Regions from separate parts of the Homo sapiens genome. Here all the other regions are linked to region 4. The links are chromatin loops, found by intact Hi-C in ENCODE. Cell type or tissue: GM12878. All regions are shown on one strand. Region 1 has its middle 23 kb from the start of GRAMD1B. Region 2 has its middle 52 kb from the start of CLMP. Region 3 has its middle 19 kb from the start of MIR4493. Region 4 overlaps GRAMD1B (GRAM domain containing 1B). Region 5 holds the start of LOC124900305 (U8 small nucleolar RNA). Region 6 overlaps CLMP (CXADR like cell adhesion molecule). Region 7 has its middle 53 kb from the start of LINC02727.

Region 1 (4,000 bases), 71 kb after region 4:
GCAAAGGCAGGATTTCCAGCCAGGTGTGCTCCTTCCAAATTACCATAATTATCAAAAGCACTGGCACAGCAGTTATGTGATAAAACAAAGAACTGCGTTGAGAATCTAAGTCTCCTTAATTCCAGGTCAAAGTCTTTTTACTACCTAAAAAAACAAACTATGTAATCATATTTCTTTTCCTATTGTTCTTGGTAAAGATTAATCAGCGTTGTCTCTGGGTAAATAATAATAACATAAAAAAGAGGGCAAGTGTAATACAACAGCTCAATTCTTGTCCTATGGCATCTAGTCTTCTGAAACAATAGATATTGTACTTTATCTGGAGGGTAGAAGCAGCATTCTGCTTTCAGCTTCAGAGGTCTAGCTTAGAAAAACACAAAAATGTAAATATTGACAGGCTGGGTCAGCATCAGCGTTAGGAGGCAGAGTTATCCTGCATGAATTCATGCTTAGCGCAATTTAGAGATAATTCAAATTGTCCTACCAGAGTCCCAGTACATCCTAGTGAATTCCACTTATGTCTGAATGCTCACTACCCATGAGTGCCTAAGCACATAGGTAGTCTTGCCAAACTTCTTCAGTCTTTCCTATGGACAACACCCTCTGGCTCAAGGGCTGTGGAGGAAAGGGAGGGAGTCTCAGAATTTATCTTCATTCAATTCTGCTGTTTTCTTAGAAAACAGTGAGCTGTAACATGCCATCCATTTACACATCAACTCATCCAAGTTACTGTGAAAAATAAAATAGAATTCTGATCCTTTGGTTGGGCAATTAGTGACTTCTGCGTTCCAGTACTCGTTTTAACATAACCTAGATCCTGTGTCTACACAAAGTAAGAACAATGCAGGGTGAGGGGGGTTATCAGCCATGCAAACAAATAGCTGTAAAAACATAACGAAGGGCCAGAAAAATCCCAACTGGTTTTCTCCACCAGTGTAATGCCATGTTAGAATTCCTTTCCATTTCACTTCATTTTCTATTGTGTGACAGTCGTAGAGTCCTGACCTTTTCTGAGAGTGGCTGAGAAAGCGTTAAGTCCACAAAAGCTGATTATTCCGTCAAGTTTACACAGTGGGACAGTGACTCCTGGCTTAGGATTTACCATTAGGCTACACAGTCAGCCCCACACTGGTGTTCTAAAGTTTAGCTACAATGCTAAAGGCTCCAAAAGGCCACTTTCCTAATCCCATTCACAGACATCTACATTATCTCGTTTGAAAGTGTCAAGATGATGATCCTAACCCCCAGAGGCTTCACCTCATCATAACAAAAAACCTCATCACTTTAGATTCAGGACCCTGTGGAGTTCCCTTAGTGGGCAATGAGCCATTTGCCTATTGTCTATGGAAAAGCCTAGACTGTGAGCCCCTGGGGAGCTGAGGCTTTGCTTTTTTGAAGGTTGTATTTGCAGAGCTTAGTTTACAGGCAGTACACAAGCAGCATTCAGTGGTTACCTGTTAATCAATGAATGCACCTGCACGTTTAATTTGGGGAGATGACAGAGATAAGCCTAAGCCTGTCAATTTGATTTTCTTCAGCATTCTGGGACTCTGATTTGGCCCCTCATGCTCTGAAAAGGTCATGAAACTAACCCCGTGTAAAACTGCCAAGCTATAACCCAGACAGAAATGGCAGATCACCTGGTGGTGTGACCAACAGGTTCCTAATGCCCTCTGGTGGCCAGGATGATTCCAGATGTCCAAGTCCCCACAGCTTTCCTAAGGCTTTCAATTTAAGCACCCTGGAAGCCAAGAGCCTGCAGGTTTCACCTGATCCAAACAAGAGAGTCCTGGGTCTGTGGGCCAGAAACATGCCAGCCCCTTCCCAAAGTTCCCTGAGGAAGTTTCTCATCCGTTTCCTGAGAGCAGACGGATATGTCAAGAAGCCAAAACGGAAGCTTTTAATGTGAACTGCCTTTCAGTGAATGGTCTGTGGTTTCGAGAGTTCCCCGGGAAAAAAAAAAAATTCAAAGGAAGTAATAATTTCCAGTCTGGAATGTTCAGCTTTCCATTTGTTTGGGATTTTCAGATCAGCTCACCTTTCTGAGTGTTATAGACCTGTAGAAGCCTTCAAATTTTGTATTGCTAGCATTCCATGATTACATTCCCATTTTATGGAAAGACAAACTGAAGATACAAAGCAATTATTGAAAAAACAATAACCATTCTCTCAAGCCTACAGAAGGCTTTCATTTTTGTTTCATTTTAAACATGTGGTAAGTGAAAAAGAAACCTAAACTGCCACAGGGAGTTTTAGGGTAAATACCACAGGTGCAGGGATCTGCATGTTTTATTCCACTGTTGACTTCCCAGCACCTGAAACAGTGTCTGGCACATTGATATATATTTGGTGCATGAACGAATGAATGAACTGAGCCTGAAGATAAAGAGGTGTTTCTGATGACAATTATTGTATATTGGTACTAGTTAGTCCTTGTTTGGAGAAAATGTCATCTCCTCCCTTGAGAGCCCTTAAAAGAGAGTTGAATTCTCATTTATCTTAAAAAATATAAAATGTGAGGGCTGGAAGTCTTCATTGTCATTCATTTACTTCATAAATGAGTAAAATGAAGCTCAGAGAAGTTAAACAATAACACTCCATAGATCACAGAGCTATGTAGTGGCAGAGCCCAGAGTGAATCCAATTCTTCACCCCTAACAATTTCTTTAAAAAACAACAATGGGCCCGGCAGAGTGGCTCACACCTGTAATCCCAGCACTGTGGGAGGCCAAGGCAGGTGGATCACAAGGTCAGGAGTTCGAGACCAGCCTGGACAATATGGTGAAACCCCGTCTCTACTAAAAATACCAACATTAGCTGGGTGTGGTGGCACATGCCTGTAGTCCCAGCTACTCGGGAGGCTGAGGCGGGAGAATCACTTGAACCCAGTCGGTGGAGGTTGCAGTGAGCTGAGATCGTGCCACTGCACTCCAGCCTGGGTGACAGAGTGAGACTCCGTCTCAAAAAAAAAAAAGCAACAATGGGCTGGGTACAGTAGCTCACACCTGTAATCCCAGAACTTTAGGAGGATCACTTGAAGTCAGGAGTTCGAGACCAGTCTGGCCAACATAGTGAAAACCCGTCTCTACTCAAAATTCAAAAATTAGCCAGAAATCATTTGAACCCGGGAGGCAGAGGTTGCAGAGAGCTGAGATCGCATCACTGCACTCCAGCCTGGGCAACAGAGCAAGACTCTGTCTCAAAAAAAAAAAAAAAAGGAATAATGTTCAGTTTTTGACTGTGACCCACAATAAGAAGCACGATGTAACCCAGTATATATACATGCACATGCAAACAAGTGTGCACACAAAATACTGAAAAAGAATTTAAGAAACAACACTCACCTTCTCCATGTAAAGCAACCTGGTCTGATGTACAGTATATTCTATTTAATTTTTCATAATATTGTGCTCATAACTCCCTAAATTCATTTTACATCCTTAAATTTCAAAACACTTCACTATAGCATCTTGCCTACTATGCCCTCTCCCCTTGTACAGGGCTAAAGTCCTCCAGAATCTTCTGCCCATAAAGAGAACGAGAGTGATCAGCTTTTGGGGACCTGTTGGCCCAAAGTTCCTAATTCTCTGACTTGGTACAGGCCGTATCTCCCACTGTCAAGTTTCATCTAACTTGCAAGAGTCCAGTCCAAGCAACTCTCATTTCCAGCCAGGGTAACCACAACAGTGCATCTCAAACACAGACCCAAGTTATCCGCAGCAGCCTTGTGCCCGTCCTTGACTGGTTCTCTAACCCACAAGTTAGCAGGGATTTGCATCTCTACATAAAATAGCAAGTCTTTATCTCCCGCTGGCCCCTCTCCACTGCCGTCACTCTCCCCTTACCCTGGGAGCCTTCGAGGGGGGAGGATGGTGGCAGCCAGATGAAGAGCAGAGAAGGGTCAGAGCAGGACAAGTGGTTGGGTCTGAGGTCACCAGCTACATAAGTAGGTGTGAACAGATGGACTGCTAGACAGTCTTAAGGCTGTAGGCAGTCTCTC
Region 2 (4,000 bases), 230 kb after region 4:
CACTCTCAGCAAAAAAAAAAAAAAAAAAAAAAAACACCCACTACTTTTTTAATGAGCCAGGCATGGTGGTGCATGCCTGTAGTCCCAGCTACTCAGGAGGCTGAGATGGGAGGACCTCTTGAGCCCAGGAGGTCTAGGCTACAGTGAGACACTGCACCCCAGCCTGGGCGACAGAGTGAGACTCTGACTCAAAACAAACAACAACAACAACAAAGCACTCACCAAAATCTAAAACTATTTACTTGCTTTTACATTTCTCTTCCCTCTTCACTTAAACTCCACAAAAGCAGAAACCCCATCTATCCTTTTGTAAATCACTGAATCTCCAGAATCTAGAACAGCACCTGATAACACACCCTAAGTGCTGATTGATTGTTGAATGAATTCATGAAGGTGTTGAATAAGGTGTTGATGAATAAGTTAAATTTTTTTAACTTTAATGACAGACCTAGGGTTAATAACTCTAATATGTAAGAGCCTTTATTATTCAGCAAGAAAAATATGAATAAGCCCAAGAAAGGCTGGGCCAGAAGTTCCCAGCCAAGATCCAGGAAAATATATTCTCAGCCCAGACAATAATACTGAGACACCATCTTTTCCTGTCTCTTCTGTTGAAAATAAAAAGGATGTTAAAGGCAAAAGGGAAGGAGGTATTTGACCCTGTAGAAGGGACCGAAAATAGACAAGCCAGGCGTGGTGGGTCATGCCTGTAATCCCAGCACTTTGGGAGGCTGAGGCGGGTAGATCACCTGAGGTCAGGAGTTCAAGACCAGCCTGGCCAACATGGTGAAACCCCGTCTCTACTAAAAATACAAAAATTAACCAGGTGTGGTGTTGGGTGCCTGTAATCCCAGCTCCTAGGGAGGCTGAGGCAGGAGAATCGCTTGAACCTGGGACGGGTGGAGGTTGCAGTGAGCCAAGATGGTATCATTGCACTCCAGCCTGGGCAACAAGAGCAAAACTCCATCTCAAAAAAAAAAAAAGAAAGAGAGAAAGACAGAGAGAGGAAAGAGAAAGAAAGAAAGAGAGAGAGAGAAGGAAAGAAGGAAGGAAGGGAGGAAGGAAGGAAGGAAGGAAGGAAAGAAGGAAGAAAGGAAGGAGAGAAAGAAGAAAGAGAAAGAAAGAAAGAAAAGAAAGAAAGAAAGGAAGGAAAGAAAGAGAAAATAGATAAAAAGAAGAGGTCAAGGAAGGAAGAGGACGAGGGGCCATGTGGTACACGTGTCACTTTAAGTTACCAGGTCAAGCAATCAAGGAGGGTGCTGTCTCATTTCAGGATAACTGCAGCCAGCCCCAGTGAGGCAAGGCCAAGAAATAAAGCATTGTTCACTTTCTATCACTGCCTGGTCTCCGTTCCCCTCCTCTCTTCTCTGTTTTCTTGTTCCTGGAATAGACGAATAGAATTAAAGTGGAACCGGAGAGAGAAAAGTGGTCAGTAGGAATATTGAGGGGAGAGGTATATATTAATAGAATAATATAACATAACAAAATATCTGTTTGGTAAGTGATAGGCTTGTGGCTGTAATTTTTTAATTTTTCTACAATAAACATATTACTTGCATAATTTTGAACTTTAAAAAAATAATAATTCATCATGGGGTGGGGCATATGTATTTACAGAATCCCATCGGTGGTACCAGACCCCATAGCTCCCCGATCCACACAGCTGCAACTGGGTAGTTATAACATTTGTATCTCCCCAAATCAGCGTAGAGTTGATGGAAATTCAAATGGTGATAGAAGACCAGGGCAGGAGAAAGAATAGAAAGACAAGGCACGGACATTTAATCAATGACCCTGAGGAAATTTGAGCTGATCAAGCTGCAGGCGCCCCTGCTCCCGACAGGAGCCAGTGACACCCGCTGCCCACAAGGGGGCGGTATCTAACCAACTGCAAACCCAGCTTGAGCGGCCGCGGCACCTGAATGCAGCTATTTGGAATACACTCGAAAACTGAGTTTCTTTAGCCATTGATTAGTTTATGTGTCTGTCTTGCTATCGTTTTGACCCCAGAGTGCACCAAAATACTGAAAGCTCAGAACTGGACGCCAATTTTCAGGAGTAGCTTCTCATAAAAGATCAACAACATTTAGTGCCAATCCTTTGATGACCTTCCTCCCTGCTCATCTCACACAAAACCCAAAGCCTTGTTAGCCCTTGAAGTCACAAATTACATTAAAAGGAAAAAAGGGAAGAAAAATTCAAAGTCTGGTTTCAGAGCCAAAAATGGAAGGTGCTGGCCGGGCATGGTGCCTCATGCCTGTAATCCCAGCACTTTGGGAGGCCAAGGCAGGCAGATCACTTCAGGCAGGAGTTCAAGACCAGCCTGGGCAGCATAGCAAGACCCAGTCTCTACAAAAAATACAGAAAGTAGCTGGGCATGGTGGCGCACTCCTGTGGTCCCAGCTGCTCAGGGAGGCCTCAGCCTCCTGAGGCTTGCTTGAGTCCAAGAGGTCAAGGTTGCAGTGAGCTGTGATCAAACCACACACTCCAGCCTGGGTGACAGAATGAGACCCTGTCTCAAAAAAAAAAAAAAAGAAAAAGAAAAAAGAAAAAAGAAAAATCCAAAAATGGAAGGTGGAGGGATGTCTCTAAATAAGAAAAACATCTGGGCAGGCACGGTGGCTCACACCTGTAATCCCAGCACCTTGGGAGGCCGAGGCAGGTGGGTCACCTGAGGTCAGGAGTTTGAGACCAGCCTCAACATGGAGAAACCCCGTCTCTACTAAAAATACAAAATTAGCCGACTGTGGTGGTACATGCCTGTAATCCCAGCTACTCGGGAGGCTGAGGCAGGAGAATTGCTTGAACCTGGGAGGTGGAGGTTGCAGTGAGCCAAGATTGCACCATTGCACTCCAGCCTGGGCAACAAGAGCAAAACTCCATCTCAAAAAAAAAAAGAAAGAAAGAAAGAAAGAAAAACATCTGAATAGAGGTTACCATCCGGTCCTGGTGTCATCTTAGCCCTCCCATCCCACTCCCAAAGCCAGAGGGGCCCCCAAGACAAAGAGGCCTATATAAAAATGCAGAGCTGGCCGGGCACGGTGACTCACGCCTGTAATCCCAGCATTTTGGGAGGCTGAGGCGGGCGAATCATGAGGTCAGGAGATCGAGACCCTCCTGGTTAACACAGTGAAACTCCTTTTCTACTAAAAATACAAAAAAATTAGCCAGGTGTGGCAGTGTGTGCCTGTAGTCCCAGCTACTTGGGAGGCTGAGGCAGGAGAATGGTGTGAACCTGGGAGGCGGAGCTTGCAGTGAGCCGAGATCGCACCACTGCACTCCAGCCTGGGCGATACAGCGAGACTCCCTCTCAAAAAAAATAAAAAATAAAAATAAAATAAATGAAAACACCAGAGCTATGCTATTTGAGCCTGGGATTCAGGACCACTTCAAATCCTCAGATCTCAACAGATCACAGAAATCAAACTCTATTTACTTCCGCATCCCTGGTCCCAAAGACTTAGCTTGACAAGGAAAGAGAGCAAACAATAGACCCGGAAACCAAAGACCAAATCTAAATAATGTAATTACTCTCCAGTTGCACCTCACTGGTTTATTTCCTTTGGATGAACACCCCACCACACCCACAAACACAGTGTGCTAACCTTTATCTAGAATCAGGGGTTCTCAAACTTCAGTGCGCATCAGAACCCTCTGAAGGGTTGATAAACCACAACCGGCCGGGCCCCTCCCCTGGAGTTTTTCATTCAGCAGGAATAGGGTGGGCCTGATAATTTGCATTTCCAACAAGTTCCCACTGACGCTGATGCTGCTGGTTGAGGGACCACACTTTGAGAACCACTGTTTATTAATAACACAGTACAGAGGGATTGGCCCATATATTGACTTAAGCATGAGAATGCTCAGAAAAAAAATCCATCAAATAAGAAACTAATGTTTATTAACACTACCATATGCTGGATGCTTTACATTCGTTATCTCCTCTTATTTCATCTTCACTAATTTCTGAAATTCAGTATCATTATTCCCATTTTCAAAT
Region 3 (4,000 bases), 120 kb after region 4:
GGCTAGTAAGCCTGTTTCATTTCAGAGGGAAAAATCAGCCACTACAAGGCTAGCTGGTAGGAAGAAGCGCTCCTTTCCGAGTCCAACTGTTCCACCCATCGCTCCCTTTGAAGTCAGGCTGACTCAACATCACTCTTTATTGCTATCTAGTCTAGGTACTGAACTTGTAAAAACAGCATTTTAAAGGTTAATAGCTGGGGAATTATATAACCCTTCAATATATAAGGAAAAAGAGCCCATAAATACCCTGTTAAACACAAACACGTGCATGGCAGTGAGAAGCCTTCTGAACAGTCTCACATTTTTACATCCACCCAACCAACCATGTCCGATTGATTGGCCCCCTTAACATGCATTGTTGGTTTTTGTTTTTGTTTTCCTTCAAAAGGATGGTTATGTGCAAACGGGCATGCATTTAATTGCTACTAAATCTTCTGGGACTTAAGGAAGTAAGTCCGTGTCTAAGCCAATAAAATATCATCTGCTTTGTGTTCTCACCAAGTACTAGATGTGCATCATTATGCCAGCTGCCTAAGCACTGTCCCGTCAGCAAAGTACACACCAGCTTCCCTAACCAGGCCAACAAATAGAGTGAGCACCCAAATTCTAAGCAAGGCTTCCACTCAGGGCAAGTTCAGCCAAAGTGAGCCATTTTTAGCCGCCAATGAGATCTCCAAGGAGAACTGAACCATGAGGGCTCACAAAGTCTGGAACCAAACCCAGTGCCAAAAAAAAACAAACAAAAAAAAAGTATGAGAGAGAGTATGAGAGGGGAAATGCTAAGCTCCACCAGAATTCAGTTAACTGGGGTTCTTCCTACTAACAAGCCCAAAAGCCAGAGAACAAGGTTCCTTTCTGACTTCTGCCCACCCTCATCAAAACAGTTCTTTACAGGCGGTTATCAAAGCCCAGGCTTCATGTCTGCCACTCTCTTGAGGATACCTTCTTATCTGATTAAATAGAATATTATGCTAAATATTCAGCCACCCCAGCACTGGTTGTGTGGGTGTGCTGGATAAAATCTTCATGAAAACGCCATCACGGGGTCATTTGTTTAATTTCCATTCTGCAAAATATAAAAATAGAATGAGCTGCCGTGAGGGGTTGAGGCTTGACAGCTTCAATGAGAAGCCTCCAAAGCACAAAAACCACGCTGTTCTGCTGGCTCGCTTGCATTCTCCCTCTGCCAGAGGAAAACGGGGAAGAGAAAAAACCTGAAAGCAAGGTGCTGCTTTCACTTATCTTCTGCTCTTTTCCCCTCTTTGGCCTTTTCTTGCGTTTGCTCGCTGCATCTTCCTCTTGTTCCATCTGTTTCCTCTCCCTCCTCCTCTTTGGCTTGCTTCCTCTCTCCGCCACCCTACCCTCCCCTCCCTCATCATTTCTATGTGTCATTTCTCTTTCTCTCCTTCCCAGGGACTGGTTCTCCTCCCATGCTTCCAGCACCCTCACCAGGGCTGCCCTTGCCTTCCGGGGCAGCCTGTATCTCCAGGTTCGGTGGATCTCACAAACTTTTCTAGGAATTGCTCTCTTCCATCCCTGCCTCTCCCCCTATCCCCTACCCCTTCCCCAAGTCCCAGACATGGAACATATCTAGAAAGATGGGATTTCAGAGTTCAATTAGATTGGATGGCAGATGAGCTGCAAAGATGGCCTTTTTATACTTCCTCATCTAGATTAATATGTTTACTATCCATTGAGCTCAGCAACTCATGGGGTGGGAGAGTAGGTAGGTAGTACATCACTGGTCTTGTGTTTTTGTATAAATCAATTTTTATTTTTATGAAGCTTTTTTAAAAAAATAAATGCAAGTTGCACTCTCCAATTCTGACCCCTGAAGTCCATGGCCACCCCCAAATTAACCCTGTTGCAAGCTTGGCTCAGAAGGGAAAAACTTCTCTTTTACCAGAAGATCCAGAGTTGCACCAAGAGCCCATGAGGGTGCTGACAGGAGAAAGATACTTCCTGTTTTATGCCCATTAGGATCTCAAAAAGGTCTCACCATTTGACCTAGTTTCAAGCCAAAGGATTCAGAGAGTTTTAAGCCAGTTAGAATGGCTGATGAAACCAACACAGTTTAGCTCATTCTGTATGCCTGGTATATGCCTAGAATGGGTTATTCACCTGTGATGCTCATGAACAACTAGAGATATTCCTCTCCCCTACTGTGGATCACCAGCAACTTTCTGAAGACAACATTGCTGTTGGTTTAAGGAACACCTAAGAGGAAAGATGGTTAACAGACCACTATGTCACAAATTCATCAACGTCAACCCATTCCAGAAAAGTATTTAAATATCTTATAGATCTGTGTATGAGGCTGCTGCCAAGTGGTCCACCAACTAATAAATTCTATTCTCATGCCTACCAAATGAGGCTTTAATAAATTAAGGTGACCCTCATAAGACCATGTGCCTACTTACCATCCCGTTTCCTAAGATACTTTCTCTCTCTCTTTCTCTTTCTCTGCAGTAACACTGTTGCCACTCCTCCTGCCTGTTATTGGCAACGTCCATTCATTATGCAGATGTGCAATGCAGACCCACCAGGTATGAAGCAGAGCAGATACTGGAGTACACCTTGGAAGTCAGAGTCTGTATACACCACAATAAAGGGTATATGGAACTCTTACAGCTAAAATATATGTGCAGTGTTTCTGGTTTGTACATATCGGGGCACTGGATCAAATCAAGGAATGAAGGCTTTTATTACCATTTGAAGAATGACCGTGCCTAGACAGGAAAAGAAATGTGTTTCCTGATGCACCAGTCCACAGTTGCAAGACGGAGAAAGGAGAAGAAGAAAGTAAAAATCTTGATCAAGCTGAAAGATCCATGAAAAGTAAGAGTATGAAGTGCAGCAGACACCCCAGGAGAAAGTGACCTCTTCTGCAGGGCAAGCAGAATGGGTGACAATTCCTAGCAGTGTTGTAAACAGCAGCCCAAAGACACAAACACTGAAAACTACATGCCACCTGTGCAAAAGCAGCCGACAGTTGGAGCAGCACAGTGGAAACACCTCTGGAGTGCAGCTGCAGACCTAGGGCTGGTGATTTCAGTGACAAGCATACATATTACAGATGTGTGTATTGAGAGGGCCCACCAGTGAGCTAATCTGCAAGGACATCAAATGACTACTATGGTGGAAAAGCAAAGGCTGGAAGGAGATGGCAGGGACAAATGCCATCTCCTTAGAAGGATGTGATTTCAGCCAGGCGCAGTGGCTCACGCCTGTAATCCCAGCACTTTGGGAGGCTGAGGTGGGTGGATCACAAGGTCAGGAGTTCGAGACCAGCCTGGCCAACATGGTGAAACCCCATCTCTAGTAAAAATACAAAAAATTAGCTGAGCATGGTGGTGGGCGCCTGTAATCCCAGCTACTCGGGAGGCTGAGGCAGGAGAATCACTTGAAACCGGAAGGCGGAGGTTGCAGTGAGCCCAGATTGCACCACTGCACTCCAGTCTGCACAATAAGAGCGAAACTCCATGGAAGGAAGGAAGGAAGGAAGGAAGGAAGGAAGGAAGGAAGGAAGGAAGGAAGGAAGGAAGGAAGGAAAGAAGGAAGGAAGGAAGGAAAGAAGGAAGGAAAGAATGTGATTTCATTTCAGGCCTATGATCATTGAACACAGCTGATCAGGCAACCAAATAGGGCACTCACTTTTTGTGACAATGTCAAATTGGCACCCCAGCTTGGCTAGGTATTGATCAGTTGCTCATAATGGTTTCCTTCCAACACTATCACCAAAGCACAGCCCCAAATCTCCAAAACCAAACAGCTTTTGAGCACGGACGGAAAAAACTAAAACTACCACACGCCCTTTTGAGACCTGGATCTCTTGAACACCAGTGACGCCCAGCAGAACTCTTCATCCAAATTGCAAGGTGAGGATGAGATCTCCTAAGCAAGTTACAAATAAATACGCCAAAGGAAAGAGCCTTCGGGCAAACACTAGAAACCTCGCTGTACACCATCAAAGGCAACTAAAGCTCTAAGCTGCAGTGAA
Region 4 (4,000 bases):
CAGCCAAAACAGAAGAGGCCCATCTCGCCCTGCTACCACACTCTTCCCTGGCTATATAAACCTCAAAGAGCAAATGCCTCCAGCATTCTCTCTACCCACTCCTCTTCCTCTCTCTGATGGGATTATAATCCCATTCTCCTCAGCCCACCGGAGACTCTCAAGCCACTGACATGGACTGGGTGGGGTGTTGTGGGGAGGGTGTGAGATGTGTGGGAGGAGGGAGATTCCGGTAAGACAGAAGACTAGATGGGGCCAGGGGTCACCTAGTCTGCTTCTCCAGTAAGGCAAAAGGCTGGATGGGGTCTGGGGTCACTTAGTCTGCTACTCTGCCTCCAGGGGAGGCTGAGGCGGATGAGAAATAGAAGAAGGAATAAAGGGTGGACTCTCCACACCTTAAGGCACTGTAAGTGAGATAATTACACAGCTTTAGTTCAGGCAGAGTTCTTTTGGGAGGTCATATCTTATAATAATACGGGAAAGAATGGCCTTTCCTCTTACTCCAGAGAAAGAAAAGCTTATCAGACACTTCATGACACTAACTGCTGGCATAGCTGATGAACAAATCATTTTTATTAATTATTATTAAATACTCCAGCCATCTGATCAGGAGTCCACAAACTAGAAACTCTAGGCTCAATCTAGAGCCACGTGTTTTTGCTCAGCCCCGTGAGCTAAGGGTGGTTTTTGTACTTTTTAGTGGTTGGAAGAAAAAAAATCCAAAAAAGAATATTTCATGACAGGTGAAAATGATGTGAAATTTAAATTTAGTGTCCACAAATGAAGTTTTACTGGAACACAGCTAAGCCTACATTTACATATTATCTTTGGCTATTTTCCTGCTACCATGTCAGAGCTGAGTGGTTAAGGCAGAGTTGAGTAACTAAGACAGAGTTGTGGGCACCATAGGCCCACAAAGCCCACAATGCTCACCATCTGGCCCTTTACAGAGAAAGTTGGCCAACCCCTGTTTTACATAGGTTCTATTAATAATAAATCCTTATTACCAGGAAGTTGGCCAACCCCTGCTTCACATAGGTTCTATTAATAATAAATCCCTATTACCATAAATGTCACTATAACCAAGGCTACCACATAACCAACATTTTCTCCTTGTTCTGGTGGATCGCCTGCTGCACTAAGATGCATTGGTCTCTATAGAGTATATTCCTTAGCCTAGATGCCCAGTAGAATGCACACTGGACAATCTTGCCGAGCAAGTGCTTGCTCCAGTGTCTGTACACTCTCAGCCAAAGCACATGAGTTCTGTGGTCACAGTTACCACATGCTCTTATGTTCCGTTCTTCCAGCAAGAAGTAAATGACCTGAAAGGCAATTAACATCCAATTTTCAAACACAGACACAAGAAACCATACACGTTACCACACACACCAGAAACCGGAACAGCGCCATACACAAAGCCTCCGGCTGCTCGGCAGAACTCACTGTGTACGGAATCCCTTTCTCCTTCCCTTCCATGCAGCACGTTTTTACAGCTCGTTCACTATGCAGTGGCTGCTCATCATTTTCACTTTGCCAGCTCGGATGGATTTGCCTATTACCAACTCCACATAACCAAATTTCACTATAATGTCGTTAACTCATGAGATGTCTTACTTGGAACTGGCCTGTTATATGAATCAAGCATCCCCTTATATACAACCTGGGACAAGTGTTACTCCACAGTAGGCAGCACACAGATGACTGTAACTCAAATTCCAAAGCCCACACAGCTCCAGAAGCAGGGTCTACACTGTGGGAGAACACACCATTTACAACAGTCAACAGGGCTCAACCAAGCCAACCACAATCAGCATTGCAGCCTCTTCAAAGCAGGGGTCAAACTTGACCCCGCTGAGCCAGGATGGGCTGGTTCTTCCTAGTCCCCCTATCCTCCCCCGGCAATCAAAATTTTAAACTAATAAAGGGGGCTCCCAGAACTCAAGGCCATCTACCAGGATTTCAGAAAAATAATTCTAAGCTGATATTTGCAAGTTTACCCACTAGATGGCACTGTAGACTTCCAAACCAGAACTACAAGGAAAACCAATAAGGAGCCTCAGGAACCGGAACCAGGAACTGCCTCCTTTCTGGCGCCCCTCTCTGGCCTGCCTTCCCATGGCTTAGAAAACAGTTCAGATGGCAGAGAAGGCAGCAATGGGTCATGTTCAAACTGTGTATTGGTTTCAAATAAATATCAAACTACATGCATCCAACAAGTATTCACATCACGCTATGTGTACACGAAGCATCATCAAGACAATGGTTAAGAGTCTACAGTATGGAACCAGGCGGGTTGGCTCATGCCTGTAATCCCAGCACTTTGGGAGGCTGAGACCGGAGGATCGCTCAAACCCAGGAGTTCCTGATCAGCCTGGGCAACCTGGTGAGACCCCATCTCTATAAAAAAAAAATTAGCCAGGCATGATGGTGTACACCTGGAGTCCCAGCTACTCGGAAGACTGTGGTGGGAGGAAGGAAGGACAAAGAAAGAAAAAGAGAAGAGGCTGGGTGTGGTGGTTCACGCCTGTAATCCCAGAACTTTGGGAGGCGAGGCGGGTGGATCACCTGAGATCAGGAGTTTGAGATGAGACTGGCCAACATGGTGAAACCTCATCTCTACTAAAAAAAATAAAAAATAACAAATAAAAAAAATTAGCCAGTCTTGGTGGCAAGCGCCTGTAATCCCAGCTACTTGGGAGACTGAGGTCAGGAGAATCACTTGAACCAGGGAGGCGGAGGTTGCAGTGAGCGAGATCGCGCCACTACACTCCAGCCTGGGCGACAGAGTGAGACTCCATCTGAAAAACAAAAAAAGAGAAGAAAAGGGAAGGAAAAGGGAAAGGGAAAAGGAAAGGGAAGGGAAGAGAAAGGGAAAGGAAAGGAAGGGAGAAGGAAGGGAAAGGAAGGGAGAAGGAGAAGGAAGGGAGAGAGAAGGGAAAGGGGAAGGGAGGGAAGGGAGGGGAGGGGAGAGAGAGGGAAAGGAAGGGAGACGGGAGGGAGGGGAAAGGGAGGCCACTAACAGATAAAACTGTCTTTTGGAAACCCTGAAAAAGAAACTCTAAACTAGGATTTGGAATGACTTTGCCTTGGCACCGATGACTGAAAGATGCCTTAACACTGCAAAGAAGGGAATTGTATAAGCAACTGTTTGCCATTCGCTCAAGACAGCTAGTCCAGTGACAATTCCATTTACCACTTACCGTTTCCATTTTCATTTCCATTTTCCATTTACCACTCTCAAGTACCCAGCACTGTGCTAGGGGAGGGGAGGGGAGGAGAGGGGAGGGAAGGGAGAATGAAAGGGAGGGGAGGGAGAGGGGAGGGGGAAGGGAAGGAAGGGGGAGAAGGGGAGAGGATGGGAGGGGGAGAGGAGGGGGAGGGGGGAGGGGAGGCAAGGGAGAGGGAAAGAAAGAGAAAAAGAAAGAAAGAAGGAGGAAAGAAAGAAAGAGAAAGAAATGTGAAGTATGAAAAAGAGCATCTGCCACATTTTAACTGCTATGTAAATGCCAGGTGCCATTATCCTATATGCAAGGCATCATTTTATGGGTTATAGGAAAAGAAAGACGTGAATCAAACAAGGATCCTGCTCTCAAAGTGCTTAGAATCAGGAAAGTAAGATTCAATATAAATAACTATATTTAAAAGCAGAAAAATGATAACTCTCAATACTATGTATTAAGTGCTATGGGAACACAGAATGCAGAAATGTCATGTCCTTCTGGGACCAGTAAGACAATTCTGTCTTAACAACAAGATTTTTGTGCTGCCACTTAAAACTGGATAGACTCAAGACATGCAGAAATGAGAAGAAAAGGCATTCTAGTTCAATTCCGTTTACCACTCTCATGTACCCAGCACTGTGCTAGGAGACAGTACTGTAAAGATGATCAGGACAAGGTCTCTCCAGCAAAGAGCTCCCAGTCTAAGACATACAAATATTCACCGTGGACTGTGATGCAACAACAGCAGAAAAATGAACAAGGTGTAGCTGGTGGACACC
Region 5 (4,000 bases), 180 kb after region 4:
ACAGTGGTTCATTATTGCTAGACACCACAGAGAGAGACAAAAGTCCAGAAAAAATGATGCTACGCTTTATAAATTTAGCAAGACACCGGTGCCTCTGCTTCCTGTCTGCCTGCTGCAGCATTGCCCAAGCCCTCCTGGCCTCCTTTCTCACTCACACCTGCAGTCTGCAGTGAGGCCCTTCAAGAGATGCCTGCTCTGTGAGGTTATTTAAGTCAGGAAGCATTAATCTGAAGAAATGCTTTGAAGCAAAGACCTGGATGTTCAAGTCCTCCCACTTGCTGGAGCTGCTGTTACCTTTAAGATTTAATTAAAAGTGGTTCAAAAATCTCTATCCCCTCTGCAGCGGAAAAGGCGTCCTCCTGACAATATCACCGCAGTCTCTCAGTCCCTAGATCCTACCTGTGCTGAATTCTTTCTCTCTCTCCTGTTCCCTCCAGAATTTGCTCTCACCTTTCGTGAACGAATCACCCCCACTGGACACCCCCACATCTTGTCATCTCGTCACTCCCTAATTGCTGCCACCTCCAGGCTCTGTGTTAAGCAGACATTTCTGAAGGGACGGGCAACAGACAGAAGTAACATCATTCTGCTGCTCAGTAAACGACTTCAGACTGAATATTACGCATTCCAGTTTTTAAATTCCCCTTGAGTCATTTCTGCCACCAGAGGGGTTTTACTGACTTCCTTTCTGATTGGCTTAGTCACTAACTCCTCGCAATGCCTCTGGCCCTTTCCCCCCAACCTCTCTTCCATTCCTTGCTAGTCAGATTGCCCCATCCCCTAAAATTCCTATATCTTTTTAGGCAGAGAGATTTAACTACCTCTTATCCGTTGCCAGCCATGCCCTAAGGCTTAAGGGACATCTTTTCACAATTCAGCAAGGCGTTTTGCTAAACCTGTGCGGTTTAATACTTTAAATTTAATGAAAATTAAATACAATTTAAAATTCAATTCTCTGATCACCCTTGCCATATTTCACGTGCTCAATGGTCACCTATGGCTAGGGACCACTGTGCTGGATAGTGTAGACAGCAGAGTTCTACTGGACAGCTAAACCCAAATTCATTTCTTCCCTAAGGGACTGTCACTGGCTATTCACTGACACTTTTTCCTGCCTAATTCCTTAATGTGGATTGAGCCCTTACGCTGTGTAAGGCACTTTTCCCGCGTTGTCGCCCGGCAGCCGCCTAACAGTTCTCTAAAGCGGGCAGCGCTCTCCGCCTGGCTCAGGGGAGGAGCCCGAAGTCCGCAGCCGGAGCCGCGGTGGTGTCCCCTCCACCAAGCCAGAAGCCCGGGCCGTGACAGTGTATCACACAAGGCAAGTAGCAAGGAGGGAATGGCTTCGTCAACCACGTGTCATGTGATCGTTCCATTAAACTTGAGGAGGGGTTTTCTTAGTCGCAACGGTTCAGTCCCCAAAGTAAGGTCACTGTAAAGGAAGCTCAAAGACTTTTTTTCCAGAGGATGGAATGCACGCTTTGCTGGGATGGATGCCGCCGCTTCCGGCGGCTGGTAAGGCCCAAAGGCGTGTGGAGGGAGAGGGCTCCTTTGAGGGCAACCAGCAGTAAAAGGAGGCAGGCGGCGAAAGTGCTCCGAATTCCTCCCACGCCGCTCCTGCTCTCCGCTCTGCAGCGCAGCCAGCCAGGCCGCCGCCGCCCCTGCTGCCTGGGAGAGCCGGCGCTTGGGCAGGTGGGGACGCCCCTGACCCGCTTCCCTCGGCGCCCGGGGGGCGGCCGGGTTGGGCGACCGCGCCACCTGCTGGCCTCTTCCCGTGCTGCCGCCTGCCCCTGGGCGCCTCCGTCCCTGCCCGCTGCGCCACAGCACACCGGGAAGTCGTTAGATGCAGGTTCTTGGGCCTCACCCCAGGCTTCCTGAACCAAAAACTCTCTAGGTGGGTCTTGGCAGTCGAGTCTGAACAAGACCCTCGGGTGATCCTGATGCACGCTAAAGCTTGGACATCAATGATGTGGAAATCACCCAACTCCACCATTTATTCATTAAGTCAAGTTTTTCTTTTGTTTTGTTTTGTTCAGAAAGAATCAGATAGGAGCAATCAGGGTGTTGCAAGTCCTGATTACACAGAGACATTAGTCACATTTCATGCATCTCCAGTCATCATGTTCTATCTGCCCTCCAAACGGAGGAACAGGGAAGGGTTATCCCACCTGACAGTTCATTAAGTCAAGTATTAATGAGCATCTTCCAAACAATATGGAAATAAAGGAAGCAAAACAGACATGATCCCTCCCCCCTCCCTCCCCAACACACACATAGTTAGAATGTAGAATGGCTTACGTTATCGTCACATTTCTGTGCAATAGGAAAGGGAAGCATTACAATTACCCTTATTTTACAGACAGGAAGCTAGCCTGGAATCACACATGTGGTAAACAACTAGGTCAAGTTCAAAGCTTAGGGATTTTTGTTTGTTTGTTTTTAAGACTGACAGGAGCACCAATCTCAGGTCATCTGCATGTCAAATCAATCAATCAATGTCAAACCAGGTTAATCTTCATGTCAAAGGCTGAACTTATTTACCAAACTACACACCACCAACTTTTCTAGATTGACTTGTGGTTTTAGAGTGAAGAAGAAGGGAGAGGAGAAATCTCTCCAAATCAAGACAACTCCCTCTCCCTCATATCAGACTGAAACTTCTTATACTGCCTTAAAATTGCTGGCATCATTCCTGAAAGCTAGCATTTAGGCTTCCTTTCCAATTATTATCCTACTGTAACAGTTGCCTAGCTGTTCCCTCTCCATCCTTTTCAATGACGATATAGGACATTATGGTGCAGGCTGTGATGGGGCAGGCAGGGAAGTGTTAAACATACGGTGTGGGTGCTGCTCGAGCGGCACAGATTTAGGGACTCTCAGGAAGGTAGGAATTTAACTCGAACTGCCTACTTGGGTATTAAGAGGGGAAGACAATGGATCCAAATAGAAGCAGGAAAATGCTGAAGAGGAGAGATAGGAACAGAAGACAGACTTGGTCTCCTCTTTCATAATTTAGCAGCTTTGAGCACCAGATAGGCTGTTTATTAACAGCACCCAGTGGGAGCACCTGTATGTGCAGGGCATTGGGTCAGGTCCCTGCCTTCAAGGGACATGCTACTTTGCAGGTATGTAGAGATGAATGGCTTAAACATACGTGGTATTTCTGTGTTTAAAATTCCCTTGGCCATAAATATATATATATATTTTTAGACAGAGTCTTACTCCGTCACCCAGGCTGGAATTCAGTGGTGCAGTCTTGGCTGACTGCAACCTCTGCTTCCCAAGATCAAGCAGTTCTTGTGCCTCAGTCTCCCAAGTAGCTGGGATTAGAGGCACATACAACCACACACAGTGAATTTTTGTATTTTTAGTGGACAGGGTTTCACCACGTTGGCCAGGCTGGTCTCGAACTCCTGGCCTCAAGTGATCCGCCTGCCTCAGCCTCCCAAAGTACTGGTGTCACAGGATCCTTAGGGTGTCGCTTTTCCAACCGGAAACCTCTGTGGCCGGGGGCATCTTAGCCCGAGTTTTGCTTGGGCCCACTGGGCTCGTTTCAGCCACTCAGCCCTGCAAGCTGTGCTTGGATCACATTACCAGCTTGGATCCCATGCCTGCCAAGGGCAAGTCAGGTGCAGAACAGCAAGGGGTGTGTGAGCAAGCACAGGGTCTGGCCACTGCGCACAGCCAGGCATGCCAGCTGCAGCAGGGTGAACAGCTCCAGGAGCCAGCACAGGCACCAGCTCCACACAAGGCTGCAGCTGGACCAGGCGTACCACAAGCAGCTTCCACTGTGGGTACCAGGGAACATGGTGGCACCCAGAAGCTTGGAGATGCCAGGAACCACGAAGCCCCAAAGATGGTGTCATAGCCTTTGCTCAGGGAGCCCCTAGGTCCAGGCTCCCCAAAGAATGGCAGCTCTTCTCTCCTTCTCATCACCTGCAACGTGGTTAACTGGGGTGGGGGAGAAGGAGGAGTGTGTTTCGGCCCTCTTTGTGTTACAGCT
Region 6 (4,000 bases), 370 kb after region 4:
CCAGGTTACTCACCTCTGGGTGCCAATTATTTTGTCAATGTACCTGCTAATTTGTGGTACCCACAACTGGAAGCATAAGGGGTGTTTAAGAAAATGTTGTAGCATCAGTATCCTTGAATATGTTATGATATACAATAATTAAAAATTGGGTACTGGGTGAGTGTGGTGGCTCACGCCTGTAATCCCAGTACTTTGGGAGGTCGAGGAGGGCAGATCACAAGGTCAGGAGATCGAGACCATCCTGCCTAACACGGTGAAACCCCGTCTCTACTAAAAATACAAAAAATTAGCAGGGCGTGGTGGCGGGCACCTGTAGTCCCAGCTATGCAGGAGGCTGAGGCAGGAGAATGGCGTGAACCCGGGAGGCGGAGCTTGCAGTGAGCCAAGATTGCGCCACTGCACTCCAGCCTGGGTGACAGAGCGAGACTTCGTCTCAAAAAAAAAAAAAAAAAAAAATGGGTACTAACAGACCTGTCAAGATCTTGGAACCGTTTTGCCGTGATTTCAGATCCCCAGTGACAATAAGAGAATGTAAATAACTTGATACATTTCAGCTGCCTAGTTTTAAATATGAAATTGGCCTGCAGATGGCCGAGCACAGCGGCTCACGCCTGCGATCCCAGCACTTTGGGAGGCCGAGGTGGGGGGGCTCACCTGAGGTCAGGAGTTCGGGACCAGCCTAACCAACATAGTGAAACCCCATCTCTACTGAAAACACAAAATTAGCCAAGCGTGGTAGCGGGCACCTGTAATCCCAGCTACTTGGGAGGCTGAGGCAGGAGAATCACTTCAACCCTGGAGGCGGAGGTTGCCGTGAGCCGAGATCACACCACTGCACTCCAGCCTGGGCGACAAGAGCAAAACTCCGTCTCAAAAAAAAAAAAAAAAGAAAAAGAAAAAGAAAGAAAGAAATTGGCCTGAAGGCAAGATAGTGACCAAATGACCTTCTGTGGGCCTGCCCAAGCTTGAGATTCTACATTACATATAGTCAGAGCATTCCAGGGTTTCGTAATTTACTGGCCTAGAACAAAAACTAAACTTTAAGCTTGAAAGAGCCTTCAGAGTTATTTTGCCAATTCCTTAATCTCCCTGAAGCCATTGGGGCAGACGTGTTCCGTTCCTCGTTGCCTTTTCTTATTAACTATCTAGAGGCCATAGTTGACCACATCTGATGAATTGATTTGTTTCATAATAAATTCCACAATTAAAATAAGTTTTTTTCCGAGCCAGGGGCATCACTTGAGACCCAGAGTTCAAGACCAACCTGGCCAACATGGTGAAATACCGTCTCTAAAAAAATAAATAAGTCTTTTTTGGTCTTAGACAAACAAAGTAAACATCTGCTTCAGTTGGAATAAGTTAAAACAGTGATCTTAAGTTATTAAAGTAGTGTACGTTTCTATTTCCTGGGAAAAGTTCCTCTCAAATGCCTAACCGTATTTTCTAAGATTTTCATTTTTTCCATGGGCCTTTGAACATTCAATGCACGTGGTTGGAAATTTAGCACATAACCACAAATGGCAGCAAAGTGCTTATAAGCTTAAATCCAAAGTAGTCTGTCATTCTTTGTCCATTAGAATCCTTGTTACTAAGAATAACTACCTTAAAGGTGAGGCCTGGCTAATCCTCCCTAAGTAAATTCTGCCCCCTTGTGGATTAAAAGAGCAACAGAAAGGAAAGAAATGCTGTAGTTGGATGGGCCAGTTCTTTTCAGTTCTTTGAAAAAGCGCTTCAACAATCTTGAAAAGTCCCTTCAACAATCTTGAAAAGTCATGTTAATAATGGAACAAAACTATGGCCGGGCATGGTGGCTCACACCTGTAATCCCAGCACTTTGGGAGGCTGCGGTGGGCCGATCACCTGAGGTCAGGAGTTCCATGCCAGCCAGGCCAACACGGTGAAACTCCGTCTCTACTAAAAACACAAAAATGAGCTGGGTGTGGTGGTGTGCATCTGTAATCCCAGCTACTTGGAAGGCTGAGGCACTTGAACCCAGGAGGCAGAAGTTGCAGTGAGCCCAGATCGTGCCACTGCACTCCAGCTGAGGCACACACACACAAAAACCACACACACAATGGCACAAAACTAGACCTTTTGTATAAATTGTGTAAGCGCTCACTGATGGTGACAAAATACACCGACAGTATTTTACACTTGTATTTTATATTTCGCATCACATTCAACTAAGACAGGGCCTTGAATATACTGAGCACTCATAATTATTAGTAGTTCATAGAATATTATAGTTAGAAAAGACATTAAATATTGGGTTTAACATCCACATATAAGGACCCCTTTACAGCTACTCACACACTCTCATTTGAATGACTCCAGTAATGGAAAACTCACTAAACAGTAGAGCTCTTTCTCTTATCAGACAGCGCTGTTACAGAGTCAGTCAACATATTAAGCCCAAATGGCATAAGCCCTTTCCTTCCTTTCCCTCAACTTCTCCCTTTTCCCTCACTCCTTTTCCCCATCTTTCTCCTCCTCTAAAACTAACCCACAGACTGGGAAGGAAGTAGATGCTCAATATCCGGCCCCCCTTGACTGACGCCCGCAGCTCAGGTTGTCACCTTGGTCTTTGTACCAACACCATTTTTTTTTCTTTGAGAAGTTTCGGTCTGTTGCTCAGGCTGGAGTGCCGTGTTGTGATCTTGGCTCGCTACAGCCTGCACTTCCTGAGTTCCAGCAATTCTCCTGTCTAAGCCTCCCTAGTAGCTGGGATTACAAGCAGGAGTTACCACACCTGGCTAATTTTTTTTTTTTTTTTCTGACGGAGTCTCGCTCTGTCACCCAGGCTGGTGTGCAGTGACACAATCAGGGCTCATGGCAACTTCCACCTCTCGGGTTCAAGCGATTCTCCCATCTCAGCCTCCCAAGTAGCTGGAATTACAAGTGCCTGCCAACACGGCCGGCTAATTTTTGTGTTTTTAGTAGAGACGGGGTTTCACCATGTTGGGCAGGCTGGTCTCGAACTCCTGACCTTGTGATCTGCCCACCTCAGCCCCCCAAAGTGCTGGGATTACAGGCGTGAGCCATCGCATGGGCAACACCACTTATTTCAAGGACTCCAGGAAGAAATATCCCCTTTGGAGGGATGGAAGGAAATAACTAGGCACCATAATGATTCCGTAATTCTGACCAAAGGAACAAAATGCAGTAAACCTATTACTTGTTTTGTGGCCTTTTAAATGATGGAAGGTAGCTACAATGCTGCCCCTTGGTCTTCCATCTTCATAATTTGTTCACCTATAACTGCATTAGCTGTTCCTCATATATTTTTCTCACCCTATCATTTGCCGGTCATGACTCCCCGAATGCCCCTTTTTGTCAATGTCCTTCCCAGTTTTCAGCATCTAAAACTGAACACAGTTGCTCTGGATATGCTAGGTTGGCTAGTATAAAGTACAATGGAGATGTTACTCGGTGTTTGGAACATCGAACCTCTATAAATGCGGCCACATCATACTGGTGGTCAATAAATCTCTTGGTTCCCCATGTCCTCCAGGTCTTTCCCACCCTGGACTTGTGTCTCACTGAAACTTTAACATTTGCTTCCATTCAATTTCTTCTTGCTTTGGGTCAGAATCCCAGCCAGCAGGATAACTATGTACCTCAGGTGTGTCCAACCAGATTAGCTCTGCTACCTAGCTCTGTGCCATCCACATTTACAAACATGATCTCTGTGTTTCCAATCTGCCGGTTTCAAGGAAAAGACAATCATCTTCGGTGTGGGGAAGGAAAAATAATAAAAACTAGTGATGGAATATCGGCAGTGTGGCCTTAGCTGTGTGGTCATCCTCAGTCTTCTCTTCTCTAAAAGAGTTGATAACATTGGCTCTCACGGGCTCAGATCGATAACAAATGATAACATTTGAGTCACGGGTTCACATGAGATCATGCAGTTGAATCAGTTAATTGTTCATTGTTAAATTAATATCAGGTGTCAACGATCCTCTTTTGAAGGATTTGAAGGAGTAGGAGAGACTATCATCAC
Region 7 (4,000 bases), 220 kb after region 4:
TGTCACCCAGGCTGGAGTGGAATGGCTCAATCTCAACTCACTGCAACCTCCACCTCCCAGGTTCAAGCGATTTCCTGCCAAAGTCTCCCAAGTAGCTGGGATTACAGGCACCCACGACCAGGCCCAGCTAATTTTTTTGTATTTTCAGTAGAGATGGGGTTTCACCATGTTGGCCAGGCTGTTCTCGAACTCCTGACCTCAGGTGATCCACCTGCCTCTGTCTCCCAAAGTGCTGGGATTACAGGAGCGTTAAATTATCTCTTAAAATAACGGGCATGGTTTCTGTTTTCCTGATAGGACCCTGACTGATACAGGGGGAACAGCTGTCAGAGGGTTTCCACTAAGGTCTGGCTCAATTGCAATCTTACAGTCACCTCTGATCACAGAAAATTATAATAATGATTACCACTTACTGAATATCTGTGCATGTCATGCACTGTGTGACAAGCTTTGAATGCGTTAAGAGAGACTGGCTATACTAACGGACAATGGCCAGGCCATATGTGACAATAAAACTCCAACCCGCTGCCCCTGCAGCAACCAGCCTGGAAAACAAACTGCAGCCTCTCCAACAACAATCAGCCCAGAATGGCCAGGACATGGTCAATGACTGGCGGCTTCCCTTGTTTTTGCCCTTGCTTCCACCTGAGCATCAGAGAACACCAAATATGCTCCCCAAACCAATCACAGAAGAAGCCCTGCTTCCAGATGCTGGGCCCTCTTCAGCTTCCAAATGCCAACAGCCTCCAATCAGAGCAGACCTGAAGCCTTTCCCTTTCTTCACTATGAAGCTTTTCCATTCCCCTGCCTGCCTCTGAGTCTCTGGCAAGCCAAGCAATGGTGGCTAACTCCCTTGCTATAGCAAGCTCTGTTTGTTCTCATTAGGCTGCTCTTCATTTATTTCCACAATTGAGTCTATTTCTTACTACAATCCAGCAAGGCAGACATTATTATGTCCATTTTACAGATAAGGAAACCGACACTCAGAGAAGTCAAATAATTCCTCCAAGTCCTGTATACAAGTTAGTGACAGAGCCAGGATTCAAACTCAGGTGAATCTGATTCCAAACCCTGACCTGGCCCTATTATACCTCTCTCCTGGCTCTCCCCACCTACCGTTTATTGTCTCCTACTGTGATTACATCTTAACAAGGCTGTCTCCCTAATCAACTGTGCCTTTCGCAAATTTAGAAAATGTGACTTACAAACGTCGTATTTTCAGCTTTTACACAAGGCGTGACACACAGCTGATGCTCCTACATCTTTTTTTTTTTTTTTTTTTTTTTTTTTTTTTTTTTTGAGACGGAGTCTGGCTCTGTCACCCAGGCTGGAGTGCAGTGGCGCTATCTCGGCTCACTGCAAGCTCTGCCTCCCGGGTTCACGCTATTCTCCTGCCTCAGCCTCTCCAGCAGCTGGGACTACAGGCGCCCGCCGCCACACCAGGCTAATTTTTTTTTTCTTTTTGTATTTTTAGTAGATACGGGGTTTCACCGTGTTAGCCAGGATGGTCTCGAACTTCTGACCTTGTGATCCGCCCGCCTCGGCCTCCCAAAGTGCTGGAATTACAGGCGTGAGCCATTGCGCCCAGCCTGATGCTCCTACATCTTACTCAGGAATAGTGCTCAGGAAATGCCTGGTTGTCCTCTGCCAGGCAGGTGACTGAGAAACATCTTGAGAAGGAGATAGGATCAGTTGAGTGAATGGTCTGAGACAGTCCTGAACTTTCTCATTTTCCTCCTGGGCTGTGGTGTCGATGGAGGATGCCTCGGAGAAACGTGGAAGAAGAGACCCCTGAGCATGTGTGGATGGGGGCAGTTATCAGTGGGCCTAGAGATCCGAAAGAGGCGGTAGTCAGGGTTTTCTTATCCTGTACCTGCATGAGGCCACAACAAACAAAACTGTCAAGCCCAAAAATTCGTCATCACAGTTGTTTGGAATTTTGCAGTTACATGAACTAGGTGATTGCCTCGCTCCTCTTCTCCTCACACTAATGGTGAAAAAACCTGCTTGAGGACCTGAAGAAGGCAGAGCTCCGAAGCCCCACCCTACCTGGAAGGAGTCAGTGCCCGGGGACCGGCAGACGCCGGGACAGCCACTAGGTGGCACTAGCACTGAGCTAACGTGAGCTCCGGCCTTCCCGCCCACCCTTCCGCAGGCCACCGCGTTTCTTCACAGACGTAAAATAGAGACTGGAGCTGGGAAGAGTGCTGCTTTTATAATCAATCCCACAGCGAGCCTTTTATGTGACTGCGACTTTTATCATTAATAGCGCATTTGTTCTGCACCAGGGACCTGAATTAGCAGTGGTTTAAGAACTGAAAACGGCCTAATGTTTAGACCAAGCTAAGCAAGGTCGCCAGGGTGTTCAGAGGAATGACCTGAGTATTCTCCCAGCCCGATGCATGTAAATGAAGCTTGCCTTTCATTAGCTTCGTTCTGCTGCCCTGGGCTTTCAAAATTACAGGTTTTCTGAGGATCACAGTTTAATTACATAATCATACAAAATAATATTTAATGAAACACCAAGCAAACAAAAAGGACAGCAACATTTTCCAAGCTCTTACTGGCTACTGGAGGCAGCTTGGAGAGTGGGTCTTGGAACTGAACCTGGGTTTGAATCAGAGCTTTGTCTCTTCCTAATTCCTTATCTTTGGGCAAATTCTTTAACTCTCAGAGCCTTATTTTCTTTATTTATTAAAGTAGGGACTAAGTGTGGTGGTTCATGCCTGTAATCCCACTGTCAGAGGTATTTGAACCAGAGCGACTCCATCTTGAATAGGGGCTGGGTGAAACAAGGCTGAGACCTACTAGGCTGCATTCCCAGGAGGTTAGGCATTCTTAGTCACAGGATGAGATAGGAGGTTGGTACAAAACATAGGTCATAAAGACCTTGCTGATATTAAGAAAACAGGTTGCAGTAAAGAAGCCATCCAAAACCCACCAAAACCAAGATGGCCATGAGAGTGACCTCTGCTCATCCTCACTGCTCATTATATGCTAATTATCATTCACTAGCATGCTAAAAGTCACTCCCACCAATGCCATGACAGTTTACAGATGCCATGGCAACGTCAGGAAGTTACCCTATGGAGTCTAAAAAGAGGAGGAACACTCAGTTCCGGGAATTGCCCACCCCTTTCCCAGAAAACTTATGAATAATCCACCCCTTGTTTAGCATACAATCAAGAAGTAACAATAAGTCCAAGCAGCTCAACAAACCCAGCCGTTGCTCTGCCTGTGGAGTAGCCACTGTTTATTCCTTTACTTCCCTAATAAACTTGCTTTCACTTTATGGATTCGCCTGGAATTCCTTCTTGTGCAAAATCCAAGAACCCTCTCTTGGGGTCTGGATTGTGACCCCTTTGCAGTAACACCAGCACTTTGGGAAGCAAAGGTGGGCAGATTGCTTGATCCCAGGAGTTTGAGACCAGCCTGGCCAACATGGTGAAAAATACAAAAATTAGCCAGGCGTGGTGGTGCGCACCTGTGGTCCCAGCTACTCAGGAGGCTGAGGTGGGAGGATCACCTAACCCCAGGAGGTGGAGGCTGCAGTGAACTGGGATTTTGCCACTGTGCTATAGCCTGGGTGACAGAGTGAGACCCTGTCTCAAAAATAAAAAAATAAAAAGTAGGATAGTAGGGCATACTTCATGAAATTGTGAGGGCTCAGTGCACTGTGGTAGGCATTTAGATGCTACATACCCTTTCCTGCTCACCGCTGCAAGACCTCGCATCAGTAATTAAAGTGGATATACTCTCCTTTTGTAGCCTGCATGCCCAGGATTTTATTCCTTTATTCCTTTAAAATCATTCCTCATCAACCGCTCAATTTTGCTTTGCAAGTTTTGGGACATGGCTTCCTAGGGCAGAGGGATGTGTGGGATGGAGGGTTTTTGTTTAAAATGCAGATTAAAGCTGAATGCAGACTGCTGAGACCACCTCGGTCGGGGAGACCATAACCCAGCGGTGCTAGAGGAATTAAAGACACACACACAGAAAT

What was found. A loop is a pair of places that touch in the nucleus more often than their neighbours do. Peaks named below come from ENCODE experiments on the same cell type or tissue, not always from the same donor. Only the 100,000 strongest peaks of a DNase experiment are listed, where the experiment ranks them.
Region 1: it touches region 4 in a loop (10-fold over the local background); 89 of 110 quality-filtered maps call a loop at or near these places.
Region 2: it touches region 4 in a loop (5-fold over the local background); 9 of 110 quality-filtered maps call a loop at or near these places.
Region 3: a loop joins it to region 4, with 2.2 times the contacts of the local background. A loop is called at or near these places in 11 of 110 quality-filtered maps.
Region 5: it touches region 4 in a loop (10-fold over the local background); 102 of 110 quality-filtered maps call a loop at or near these places.
Region 6: a loop joins it to region 4, with 8 times the contacts of the local background. A loop is called at or near these places in 57 of 110 quality-filtered maps.
Region 7: it touches region 4 in a loop (5-fold over the local background); 4 of 110 quality-filtered maps call a loop at or near these places.

What each region holds. Positions count from the first base shown.
Region 1 is chr11:123,405,234-123,409,233 of GRCh38, reverse strand. It overlaps a transcript of GRAMD1B not described here. Among named protein-coding and RNA genes, the nearest start is that of GRAMD1B, 23 kb to the left of the region's middle. RefSeq lists enhancers at 845-1,753, 3,612-3,701, 3,504-4,000. In GM12878, a CTCF peak has its summit at 1,683 (motif pointing left); DNase peaks (open chromatin) are centred at 1,654 and 3,766; H3K4me3 peaks cover 1,229 bases; H3K27ac peaks cover 2,538 bases.
Region 2 is chr11:123,245,264-123,249,263 of GRCh38, reverse strand. No RefSeq gene overlaps it. Among named protein-coding and RNA genes, the nearest start is that of CLMP, 52 kb to the right of the region's middle. In GM12878, a CTCF peak has its summit at 1,862 (motif pointing right); no DNase peak of the experiment used is centred here; H3K27me3 peaks cover 160 bases.
Region 3 is chr11:123,360,321-123,364,320 of GRCh38, reverse strand. It overlaps a transcript of GRAMD1B not described here. Among named protein-coding and RNA genes, the nearest start is that of MIR4493, 19 kb to the left of the region's middle. In GM12878, no CTCF peak of the experiment used is centred here; no DNase peak of the experiment used is centred here; H3K4me3 peaks cover 2,448 bases; H3K27ac peaks cover 1,550 bases.
Region 4 is chr11:123,476,594-123,480,593 of GRCh38, reverse strand. All of the region lies in intron 1 of GRAMD1B (GRAM domain containing 1B), which reads right to left. Among named protein-coding and RNA genes, the nearest start is that of GRAMD1B, 48 kb to the right of the region's middle. RefSeq lists enhancers at 14-133, 174-223, 1,879-2,173. In GM12878, a CTCF peak has its summit at 2,014 (motif pointing right); DNase peaks (open chromatin) are centred at 933, 1,343 and 2,043; H3K4me3 peaks cover 818 bases; H3K27ac peaks cover 1,544 bases.
Region 5 is chr11:123,299,562-123,303,561 of GRCh38, reverse strand. LOC124900305 (U8 small nucleolar RNA) reads right to left here and starts at 2,172; the gene lies at 2,039-2,172. RefSeq lists a silencer at 1,506-1,865. In GM12878, a CTCF peak has its summit at 1,775 (motif pointing left); DNase peaks (open chromatin) are centred at 631, 1,350, 1,762, 2,051 and 2 weaker places; H3K4me3 peaks cover 2,184 bases; H3K27ac peaks cover 1,739 bases.
Region 6 is chr11:123,109,227-123,113,226 of GRCh38, reverse strand. All of the region lies in intron 1 of CLMP (CXADR like cell adhesion molecule), which reads left to right. Among named protein-coding and RNA genes, the nearest start is that of HSPA8, 49 kb to the right of the region's middle. In GM12878, a CTCF peak has its summit at 1,647 (motif pointing left); no DNase peak of the experiment used is centred here.
Region 7 is chr11:123,259,774-123,263,773 of GRCh38, reverse strand. No RefSeq gene overlaps it. Among named protein-coding and RNA genes, the nearest start is that of LINC02727, 53 kb to the left of the region's middle. In GM12878, a CTCF peak has its summit at 2,098 (motif pointing right); no DNase peak of the experiment used is centred here.